2 separate regions of the Mus musculus genome follow, and region 2 is linked to region 1. Evidence: chromatin loops called from intact Hi-C (ENCODE). Cell type or tissue: heart. All regions are shown on one strand. Each heading gives the region's core, and the rest is flanking DNA. Links, peaks and the distances in the headings are about the cores only.

Region 1 (5,375 bases), core at 248-5,247:
CCCACAGAGGCCAGAATAAAAGGACACTGGATGCCCTGGAACTGGAGTTTCCGATGATGGTTGTGAGCCCTAATTTGGGTGCTGGGAACCAAACCCAAGTCCTCTGCATCAGTACATCAGTAGGTACTGTTCAGCTGCTGAGCTGTCTCTCTAACTCAGACCTACATTTCAAAGTGCAAGCATGCTTAGAACAGTGAAAAAGCCGAGAGAACAGTAAGTTCTTCGCCTGGGACTTTCCATCTTACCCTGGATGGGAAATGTGGCAAAACATTTCTTCTCAAAGTAGCTAATAGGAATAGGAAGTTCCCTATTGTAACATTTGTCTCTAACTAAAGAAAGCAACTCCTGCCACGCAAGAGAGACTCAGTATTCTTACTCAGAAAGTGTCAAAGCGGGCAGTGGCTCTGTAAGTAATCATTTATAATAAACAGGATATAAACACCATCCTCTATAACGGATGCTGTGCGTGCAGTACTCTGTTATGTACGTATTAAGGTCTTAAAGTTATCAAGACTTCATTTTTGTAGTTCAGAGTGATGCCAACCCGAAGTTAAGAGGATCGTTTATTAGCCATTGGGCTAATGCAAATTTCTAATACATTTCAGAGTGAAAACGGCTTTTTTTTTTTTTTTTGGTTGCTTTTTAAGAAAGAAGCACCCAACTAGGCAGTAACAGCTTTTAAAACTGAGGCTAAATTCTAATGTTCGGCAGGGACTTAAAACAACAGAGCAACCTCTGGCATGCCTTTCACATTTGAGCCCCATTCTAGGGTCATTTCCACGGTTCCCACGTTCATCTCCACAGCCATCACACCGCTCAGTATTTCGTTCTTGTAAAAACTGGTTGTAGAACATCAACAGTCAGGCTGGAGTCCAGAAATTAACCCGGTGTATGCTGTTCCAAGTGCTGGGGCTCCCCCAGGGAGCCTGCAGGAGTCAGAGCCCAGCAGGATCGGCCCCCGCGCGCACCGGGACAACCGATGCTCTTTGTTAAAGAAACAAATACATTCCGCGGCGGCGGGGAATGGTGGTGGTGCTTGGGGGAAGAGACCTAGCATGCATAACTGCGCCTAAGAAAGACCATTAGCGAGCCGCTGCAAACGCAGGACATCCCGGGCACCGTGTCATTGGCTTTTGTGCCCTGGAAGGCGCGTGAGAGTGCCCTGCTCAGAGGCTCCCCTTTGTGTGAAAGTGTGCAAACCAGAAGCCTGCAGCTCCCGCTGGCTTCGCCCCTTTTTTTTCCCCAATTCGTGGACACTTGGAACAAGATACTCTTCCTCCACACACACGCGCTCCTTCACCCTGGCTCTGAAGATCTCGGGACTTGAGTTACTTCTCGGAGGCGGACGGGACTAGAAGCGACAAAGACTGGGGCGGGCGGTCGCGGCTCCCCGGGACCCCCCCGAACGGGGGCCGCCCGCCGCGCTCCGCAGCTGCGCGCTGGGCCGCCCGCCCGCCGGCCACCGCGGGCACCAACCGCCGCGCAGCCGGGCCGTTGGGCGGTGGTAATTTCTGGGAACGGGGCGGGGTCCGGGGTGGACGAGCTGGGAGGCGGAGCGGGCGGCGCCCCGGGCCGCGAAACGGGCGGGGCGGGGCGCCACGTGCGTCAGTGGCCGGGTGGGGCGGGCCGCGCGCTCCTGCCCGCCAGCGCCGCCACCATCCGCGGAGCCCGGGAGACGCGCGGGGACTCTGAACACCCGGGCTGACAAGAGTTTTATTTTGCAATCGCTCACTTCCCTAATGCTTAATCTACGAGTGCAGAGCGGTCCCTGGAGGTCTTGGGAGGGGAGTCCGGAGTTGGAAGGGGGGTGATGAGGGGTGACAGCAAAGACCTGAGAGTGGCCCAAGAGGTGCGCGTGTCGTCCCGGCCGGGCTGCAGGTGCACGCGCGGCCCCGCCGTCCCCACGCGCTGGTCCCGCGTCCGCAGCGCAGTGCAGCGCGCGACGTGGGGGAGTGGGGAAGCCCCGGGGACGCGGAGCGGGACGAGTGGCGAGCGTCTCCACCTGAGCAGGCGGGTTCGGGCGAAGTTGGGCGCTGAGAAGAGGGCGGGATTCGAGAGCGCAGGAGGCGGGCTGCGGGGGGCCCGAGGGCGGTGGGGAGTATAAATAGCCGGCCCGGTTTGACAGGCGCTGCGGTGACTGGCGGTGTCGCCTCCCCCGGCGGCGCGCGGGGAGGGAGGAGCGCGCGGAGCGGCCGGGTGGGGGAGGCGGACTCCAGTGTCCTGGTGGCGGCGGCAGGAGGCCGAGGGGGAGGAGCCGAGGCGGGTGCGGAGGGCGGGGGCCGGCCGCAGCTTCCCCGCGCCCGGCTGTGTCGCCGCCGTCGCCTCGGCGGTTGGGGGGGATCTGTAGGGTGGCGCGCGCGGGGGGCGCAGCGCGGTTTTGTCTCGTCCTGTGGTGCGGAGCGGCTCGCGCGGTGGCCAGGGGAGGCCCCCTCGGCTTCCCGCAGGACGCCGGGCCAACGGCGGGCGGCTGCGGCGTCTCGGCCGGTCTGCGGCCCTGAGGGAAGGGCAAGGGACTCGGCGACGTGGAGGGAGAGCAGGTAAGAGCGCGGGGACGGCGGAGGCCGGCGGGAGCGAGCGGGAGGGAGAGGGAGGGCGCGGCGAGCCAGCCCGGCCGTCCCGAGTGTCGCCTCCTCCCGGGCGCCCCCGCCCCGCGCCTGTGTTGTTTGCTCGGGCGGCGGCGGAGGGGCTTTCCGGAGGCTGGGGCGGTGACACCGGCGGAGCTGGGGGCAGGGCGGGAGCCCGCACCGGAGCGGCCCGGGGCAACGGTCGTGGCGCCGAGGGACCGCGGCGCGCGCTGTTTACCTCGCGGCGCCAGTCATCGCGCGGCGGCCGGGCTGCCGGGGCAGCGCGTCCCGGGCGGCAGTTTCCGTCGCCGTCGGGCCTGCTCCCCGCCGCCGGGGCGGGCACGACAGGTTGTACTCCGCCGTTCTTTTATTCTCACTCTCCGCCGGCCCTCCGTCGCCGCCTTCTCCTGGTTCCCCGGGGAGCCAGGCTGCGATCACTATCTGTGTTTGCAACAAAACAACAAAAAAACCCTGGGGCTCTTGGAAGCGCCTAGGTCCAGAGTCTCCTCCGGGGTCCTCCGCCGGCGGTGCTGGCCCTTAGGGCATCTCGCGGAGAGTGTCGTGGGCGCCCCGCGCGCCTCGGTACCGATTCTGCCTCAGCGGCGCTGCGCGCGGCGGCCGGACCCACTCAAGACTTTAGTGGGACATTTTTACTCTGTCAGCAAAGGACGGAAAAATAACCCACGGACCAACTTGGTGGACTGTCCTTATGGGAACCACGTTCTCAGCTGTATACCCTTTCTTTAAGTTCTTAGTACTCTATCAATAAGATGGGGGACGCGTCATTGTAACCCTGGAACATCTTTCTCGTGTTCATGACATTACTCTGTGGTTTATGCTTTAATCCGACAGTGAGAAAGTATAATAAAAACTGCGCCTCTGAGCTCAAGACTTTTGTTTTTGTTTTTTTCTCCAAGTCTCAGTTGAGAGGCAAACTGCTCACTTTCTCTAGTGGACAATGTCCATCCGGGCCCTACTGAGATAAGATTGTATATTTGTGGGTTACAGTTTCTTTAGAGTGTTGAATGACTTCGTATGAGACTGGGAACTGTTGAATTATGTTTAAAGGGATTTAGGAATAAGATTTATAGAAGGCATGTGGCTGTAGTTGATACATCCAGTAAATACAAGAAGTTGAAGTCTGATGTGTCTTCAACATTTAAAATCTCAATATTTAACGTTATCCTTTGCTGTTGCTGGTTGTTTGCTTGCTTTTTGTCTGTCGAGACAGGGTAGAATCTCTGTGTAGCCTTTGTTGTTCTGGAACTTGCACTGTAGACCCAGGCTGGCCTCGAACTCAGAGATCAGCATGCAGCTTCCCCCCCCCCCCCCCCCCCCCCCCCCCCCCCGGCTCCGGAGTGCCTGGGTTTCAAGGTGTGTGGCACCATCGCCCTGGCAGTGTTATCCTCTTTATACTTGTTTACTTGGATTATTCACTGTACTTCGCAGACATAAACAGTTGCAAAATGTTTCGACAGAGTTGAAAACTTTGGGTTTTTTTTTTTTTTTTTTATCCCAAATTTCTTCAATGGTAAGTTTACCAAATCAGGGTTGATGATTTTACCTGTTCACAGGTTGTGTGTATCTTTTTTTGGGGGGCGTGGTGGTGGTGGTGGTGAATGGATCGGCATGGGGAGAGGTTGCAGCATTATTGAGATACTAACCACATGCCATTCAGTTATAAGTGTACAAGCTCAGTTTTTAAGGTTTAGTCACAGAGCTGCACAATTACTGAACTCAATTTTAAAGCATGTTTTTACCCCTAAAAAAAGATCATATGGGTCTGCAGTGTAGCCCAGTGGCACAGTGCTTGCTTTGCATGGGGGAGGCTCTGAGTTCAGTCCTCGGTACTGCCAGCGGAGACACTAACCACCCAGCGAACATACCAGTTAGCCATTACTCACTTGTCTCTCATCTTTCTGGACCTTTGTATCCCTTATGGATTTTCCTGTTCTGGGTATTTCATGTAAGTACAAGTGTGCAATATGGAGGCTTTTGTGATGGCCTCTTTTGCATAGCATAAAGTTTTTGAAGTTTGTGCATGTTGTGGCATGTATCAGCACATTACTGTTATTATTATTTTGCTGAGTAATGCTCCTCTATGGATAGGCTTCCTTATTTTTATCCATTCATCGGTTGGTAGGGATCTGAGCTTCCACCCCTGGCTATTGTAATTTTTGTATGCAAGTTTTTGTGTGGATGTGCTTTCATTTCTCCTTGGAGTGATATTTTTAAAGAAATCAGCCTTTTGGCATGATATCAAAAATAGTTCCTCCATTTTGAGAATATAATCCAGTCTTTTGGGTTTTTTTTGTTTTTTTGTTTTTTTGTTTTTTTTTGAGACAAGGTTTCTCTGTGTACCCCTTGCTGTCCTGGAACTTACTCTGTAGACCAGGCTGGCCTTGAACTCACAGAGATCTGCCTGCCTCTGCCTCCTGTGTGCTGGGATTGAAGTATGCACTACCACTGCCTGGCTAATCCAGTATTTTTTTTTCTTTCTTCTTTTTATCTCATCTGTATTTTCCTTTTAAAGCAGAATGTGACTGGGCACTATTTACAGTCACAAGCCTTGCTGTGTTACAAGACCTAGGAAACTTAGGGTTTTGTTCTCGGGACTCTAATCCAGTATCTATAAAAATGAATGGGGTTGAGACTATCCCAGGCTTGCTTTATAATACTTTTTTCTGTCCACTCCTAAAATTTGCCGTAGCCTGTTTGGGGCTAATTAACTGTCCCTCCCTGAAGGCCCAGCCCTAGGCAATAGCCATTTTGTTTCATTTCCCTGTGTTTGCTTCCTCTGGTTATTGTGCA
Region 2 (5,375 bases), core at 124-5,123, 62 kb after region 1:
TTTATCTAATGAAAGAATGTGAATGAAACAACATCAAGTATGGTCACACAAATAAGTGAATGTAGTCATGCAACAGCAAAAAGGCTTGATTCAAAGAATTGGTTTGGAGAATATAATTTTAACCCAGCCCTTCTATTATTACTTTTAACAAACTACCCCGCCCCAGTTTTGCATTTACAATGCCAACTGTTGCCTGGTGTGGTGATGCGTGTTTAATCCCAGTCCTCAGGAGGAAGAGGCGTGTGCGTCTCTGTGAGTTCAAGTCTAGCCTGGCCTACAAAACGAATCCAGGATCGCCAGGGCTGCAAAGAGAAATCTGTCTCAAAAAAGAAAACAAAAAAACCCCAAAAAACCAAAGCCAACTATTTACTACCCCACACAGATTTTGAGGTGTGTGGCTCTGATGTGTGGTCCGTGGGTTCTTCCACGAGGCTGCAGTCTTATCAGTTGGGTTTTCATTTCAAGACTTGCTTAGAGCTGTCTCCCAGACAGCTCATGGTGCTGCACACAGCGCTGGCAGGGTCCTGAGTCCCTTTATTCCTGCCCACTGTCTGGCTTTGCAGACTTGGAGCTGACAGTGTCCTCCTTCTAGGGTCCTGTCCCAGCCACTTCAGCTTTATTCTGTTTGTCCAGGGAGAGCAGGATTAAGCTACATATCCTTGAGGAGGAGCTATAAAAAAGAAACTGTAATGAGAAAATTTTATGACAGAAGTAGGATGTTACTCTTGTTCCTGGCGTGAGGTTAAGAATATTTGGTATCTGGGTTCAAATTCTGACCCTTTTGTAGTTATTTAAGCGAGGAGCCTGAGCTCCTGCAGCACTCAGTGAATGGAACAGTAATGTCTGCTGTGTGGGGATGTAGGCAGAATATAAGAAAGTAAAGAAAGTACTTAGCACACAGGCTTTTATTTGGTGAGAGGTAAGGTTAGGATTACTTGGTTTCTCTGCTCTGCCAGGACTTATAAGTAATTTTTATACAGTATTGTCTTTCTATAGTTTTATTAGCAGAATGAGTTTATTTTAAGGTATATATTATAAAAGCTGTGTATTTATACTTAGTTAAATTCTGCTTATAACTGTTTGATTATGGAGACTTGAAAAAATGCAAATGTGCTTGTGTATTCATAAGGATATATATTAGATTCTTGATAAATGCCATATTGCCAGTTTGTACCTGTATACATTCTAGTAGCAGGCCATTCTACTTATTATTCGCAGTAAAGTGTTGGCTTTCGAAAGCCTGTTTTTAAGGCAGGGTAGACTTGCCTTAAGATTAGAGGCATTGTGCTTTCATATGTTCTAAATGTACAGAGATATTGTGTTTTCCAGTGTTTTTGCATTATTTTCTCTGTACATATGTTATGTATATAAATTATTATGCAAGGATATATGTAGCTTCTATTCTCTAGGTGCTTAAATGTAAGTCAGACAATGATGCAGATAATCAGGGTGTACATTCAGCAAAGCACACACACACACACACACACACACACGCAAGCTTATACACATACACGTTGCCTCCGAGATACCTAAAATGCAGTCAGCTAAGTTGTCAGACTTCAAGCTGGTCCTATATTGAGAAATCTGTTTTATTGTCCTTAAGCCATTGACTTGTCACCTACACACCACCTACACACCACACACACCCCTTCGGTTTCCATTTCCTTACTAAATAGAATACATGGAAAATGTGCTACTGGAGCAGAAATTCTGATTTGTTATCGGTTTCATTGATCTGCCTACAGCCATCCAATTACCCTTTGGCATTCCTTATCTTTCTTGATACAGAAACTGTTAAAAGATGCTGCCTGTCAATGGGAGATTCTTATTTCAAAATGATAGTAGAAAAAAATAAAAGCTATCAGTTAGCTGACTCCTTTTGACCTATGCTTGGCAGTCTTAGGTAAACCCATCTAATGGTGCTGGGTAAACTTATAAAACCATATCGCGTTATATTACTGTCAAACTTTATTTATATGCAGTTAATTGAGATAAAATCTGTAACCCTACCATTACAGATGATTACTTTTTATTCAGCAACTTTTATTGAACGAAGAATAAAATGTATTGGAGGTGCATTTTACATAAAACGTGTGTCAAATAACTTCGGAATGACATTTTATTTCAGTTTTTATGTTAAGAAATTCTGAAACAGGCAAGGCATTTAATTAGGTCTTATTCCCTGTATTTCCACTAATTTATAGCCACTAATTGGCCATTATTTTCCTTTCCTGTTACAGTGTGTATTTGTAAGGCCAGTTTCAAGGTAAACGAGTTTTTTAAAAGCTGTCTGAAGATATCTTTAAGCTATGAACGAATACGTTCATTTGTCCAAGTCAAGCAAATACAAGAGAGGGCACACGAATTTCATGACCAGCAAACCCAGCGACTCCAGTCTCCCCGAGGCTGCCGGGCGGCTCTTTTCTGTTTACTAATTACCTGTCTAGTGTACTCTGACTTCTGTCGAGAAGACAGGACCAAGTCAGTTTTTGAAGTAGTTGGAGACTCCTGACTTCCTTAGTGATGCTTCTAGAATATTTTCTAGGTACAAGTTTTTTAAAGTGCAGTTCTTTCGACTGAACTGATTGTATGTTGCATAAGCGCCGGGAAGGCCAACCCAAGTTAAAAAGCCACCTCCGTGTACAGCTGCGGGACTAGGTATGAGGTCTTTTCTAGGAAGAAAAATTTGATTCATGGCTCTTTTCCAGAGGGGACATTTGCAGACTTCGCTTCCGCAGAACGTGAAGCGCGCCTCTTCCTGCCGAGGCGAGGCCCGCGTCCCCGAGGGCGGCCTGCGGCTCCCCAGCCTCAGGTGTCCGTGCGGCCGCCGGCTGCCGGCGCCCGGGACTGACTTCCTGTCTGGGCGCGGGGCGGAAGGATCGCGTTGCCAGCCGGGGCCGCCGCCGCCCCTGCCGTTAGGTGGTGGGGCTGCTGAGCCCGGCGGCGGGAGGCGGGCCGGCCGCCGCTTCCTGTCGGAGGACGCGCAAGGATCCGGGCGTCGGAGTGTGTGCGAGTGCGTGAGTGTGTGCCGCCCGCACGGCGTGTGTCTCCGGCCGCGGGTTCCGCCTTCTCCCCTGTCGCCGCCGCTCAGGGTGTAAGTCAATGTGAAGCAGCAGTTCCAGCCCCGGGATAAACATGGCGACGTCTCTGCATGAGGGACCCACGAACCAGCTGGATCTGCTCATCCGGGCCGGTAAGCACAGGGGAACTTTTCTCCCGTGCATCGGTGCAGCGGGCGAGGGGGCGCCCGGCGGGCGGGGAGCGTCCCCCGGGGCGGTCAGCGCCCCGGGTCCGGTGTCCGTCTCCGGCAGCCGGGCGGCCGCGGAGAGGGGGGAGTGAATGAAGTAATGGAGGCGACAAATCAGGAAGTGATCACCTTGGAGAGTAACCTGCCTCGGATCCGGGCTGTCGCTCCGGGGAGAGCGGCGGCGGCGGCGGCGCAGCAGCGGCAGCGGCAGGGGCCGGGCGCGGAGCCGCGGCTAAGTTGGGGAGTCGGCGCGGGCGAGTTGCGCGCTTCGCCCCAGTTGCCGGGGAACCAGGAAGTGAGCGGAGCTGTTGTCCCCGCCGCCTGCCACGCTGTCCGGCCGAGAGGGCCGCCCCTGCCCGCGGCCGGGGGCGCTGGCCGCCCGCCGCCCTCGCCTCTCACTTCCTATAGCCGCCACTTCCGCATGGACGCCGCGGCCCCCCCGGGCGCTACCCGCCAAAACGCGCCCGCCCGGCCTCCCGCCTCGTCCCTCCCGGAGCGGCGCCCGAGTAACGGTCCCGAGGCCACTTCCCGGTGCCGAGTGGGACGCCGCCGACCCGGCACCTCCCCGCCGCGGCTAACGGCGGCCGTGGGGGAACCGGGCTGCTGCCCTTCCTTCCCTCGTGGGGCGGGTGACTGAGGGTGGACGGGAAGGACACCGGGTGTATTCCGCGCAGCCGGCCCGGGGCTGCGGGACAGCGGAGGGGGACGTTTATTTTGGTCCACAGTAAGATGAAAGCGGGGAGCGGGGCGGGCGGGAGGGCGTCCTGGCCCCGGGGAAGTCTCGGCTCGGCATTGCCCCCTTTCCCCTCCCCCAAACCTCCCACCATAGCGGAAGCGCCTGGGAGAGGACAGAACGCGCGCGATTGACAGGCCCGAGGTTCCAATCTGCGCCCTGAGCTGTTCCAAATAAGAACGTTGATTTCTGGGGGCGGGACCACGGGCCCGAGCCGGGCCAATGAAGATTGGGCGGGAGTGAAGCTGACAATGTACGCATGGAATTGGAGGGAAGAGGAGTGTAAACACGGAAGTGGCCGCGGGGGTGGGGGATGTGCTGCGCCACTGCTGCAGCGGAAGGGCACGGACTTAAGTTACATAGAAAAAGCAGCTTTACTTGCTAGCAGACAGCGCAGCGAGGGCCTCGGGTCGATGTGGCACTGCTCGAACACTGTTGCTTACCGAAATTATAAGCGCATGCGGTCCCTCCTCTGGTTCTGTTTCACATCTCCATCGATGTCGGATTGGAAGATGAGAAATTGTAACCAAACGGTAGTGCTGTAAAAGATCAGAACAGTCTTTTTGCACCTATTGTTTTTAGGGATCTTGAAATTGGTAGTTTGGTGGACAAAGCAGTTCGGTTTGGAGGAAAAATTATGTTTATCTCTAAATTTAACGGAACTTTAAATATAAATAAAATCTGGACTGATAGAACTGCATGTGCTATATAACAATAACGCTGAATAGTGTGTTTTGGCTGAGGCATATTTTACACATTTCAAAAGTAGGGAAATCACAATTTATTGAGCAGCGTTTAAATGCCTTTTTGAATAGGAACTTTTACTGAAGGAGAGGAACATAATGGAACTTGGGTCCTTGTTAAAGTCAGTCCATTGATCAGTATGAATTAGTGTACAGTTTTATGTTGGGTTAGTGGTGTTTTGAGTGTCGAGTGTGTATAGTTAAAGAGATACTGTTTGGGGCAGGAGAGATGCTCCTCGGTTAAGACCACTTGTTGCTCTTGCAGAGTTGCTCTTGCAGAGGTCTTGGGTTCAGTTCTCAGCACCCACATTCACAACCACCTGTAACTCCAGTTCCAGGGGATACAACCCCTCTTCTAAACACCATGGACACACATATGGTGCTCATAAATACTTAGACAGAAGCTTAATAAGCCTAAAGATGTTATTTCCAATTCATGTGAATACTTATGAGAGAACCATTGCACAGTTTCTGCAGTGAGAACCTTGAGAAACACTGTAGAGTAAGAGGACTTAACTTCACAAGTGATAGGTTTCTTTTCTCTGCCTGAGCTATTAGAACTACCACTAAAACTGAATGTGGCCTGTAGATAATGCGCTGGGAGTGCACATTGGAAGTCAGTGTTCCTACCTTTTTATAGGCATTCTTGCTT

What was found. Hi-C counts contacts between places; a loop is a spot of excess contacts. Peaks named below come from ENCODE experiments on the same cell type or tissue, not always from the same donor. Only the 100,000 strongest peaks of a DNase experiment are listed, where the experiment ranks them.
Region 2: it touches region 1 in a loop (6-fold over the local background); 26 of 42 quality-filtered maps call a loop at or near these places.

Annotation. Positions count from the first base shown.
Region 1 is chr3:51,337,576-51,342,950 of GRCm38, reverse strand. Elf2 (E74-like factor 2) reads left to right here and starts at 2,307. Exons shown (of 10, transcript NM_023502.2): 1 at 2,307-2,537. In heart, for the core only: no CTCF peak of the experiment used is centred there; DNase peaks (open chromatin) are centred at 1,540 and 2,180; H3K4me3 peaks cover 3,642 bases; H3K27ac peaks cover 3,393 bases.
Region 2 is chr3:51,275,023-51,280,397 of GRCm38, reverse strand. The region is part of intron 4 of Elf2 (E74-like factor 2); the gene reads left to right. It overlaps 4930577N17Rik (RIKEN cDNA 4930577N17 gene), which reads right to left and starts at 3,637. Exons shown (of 1, transcript NR_073429.1): 1 at 1,991-3,637. In heart, for the core only: a CTCF peak has its summit at 2,870; DNase peaks (open chromatin) are centred at 3,017 and 4,167; H3K4me3 peaks cover 3,186 bases; H3K27ac peaks cover 2,599 bases.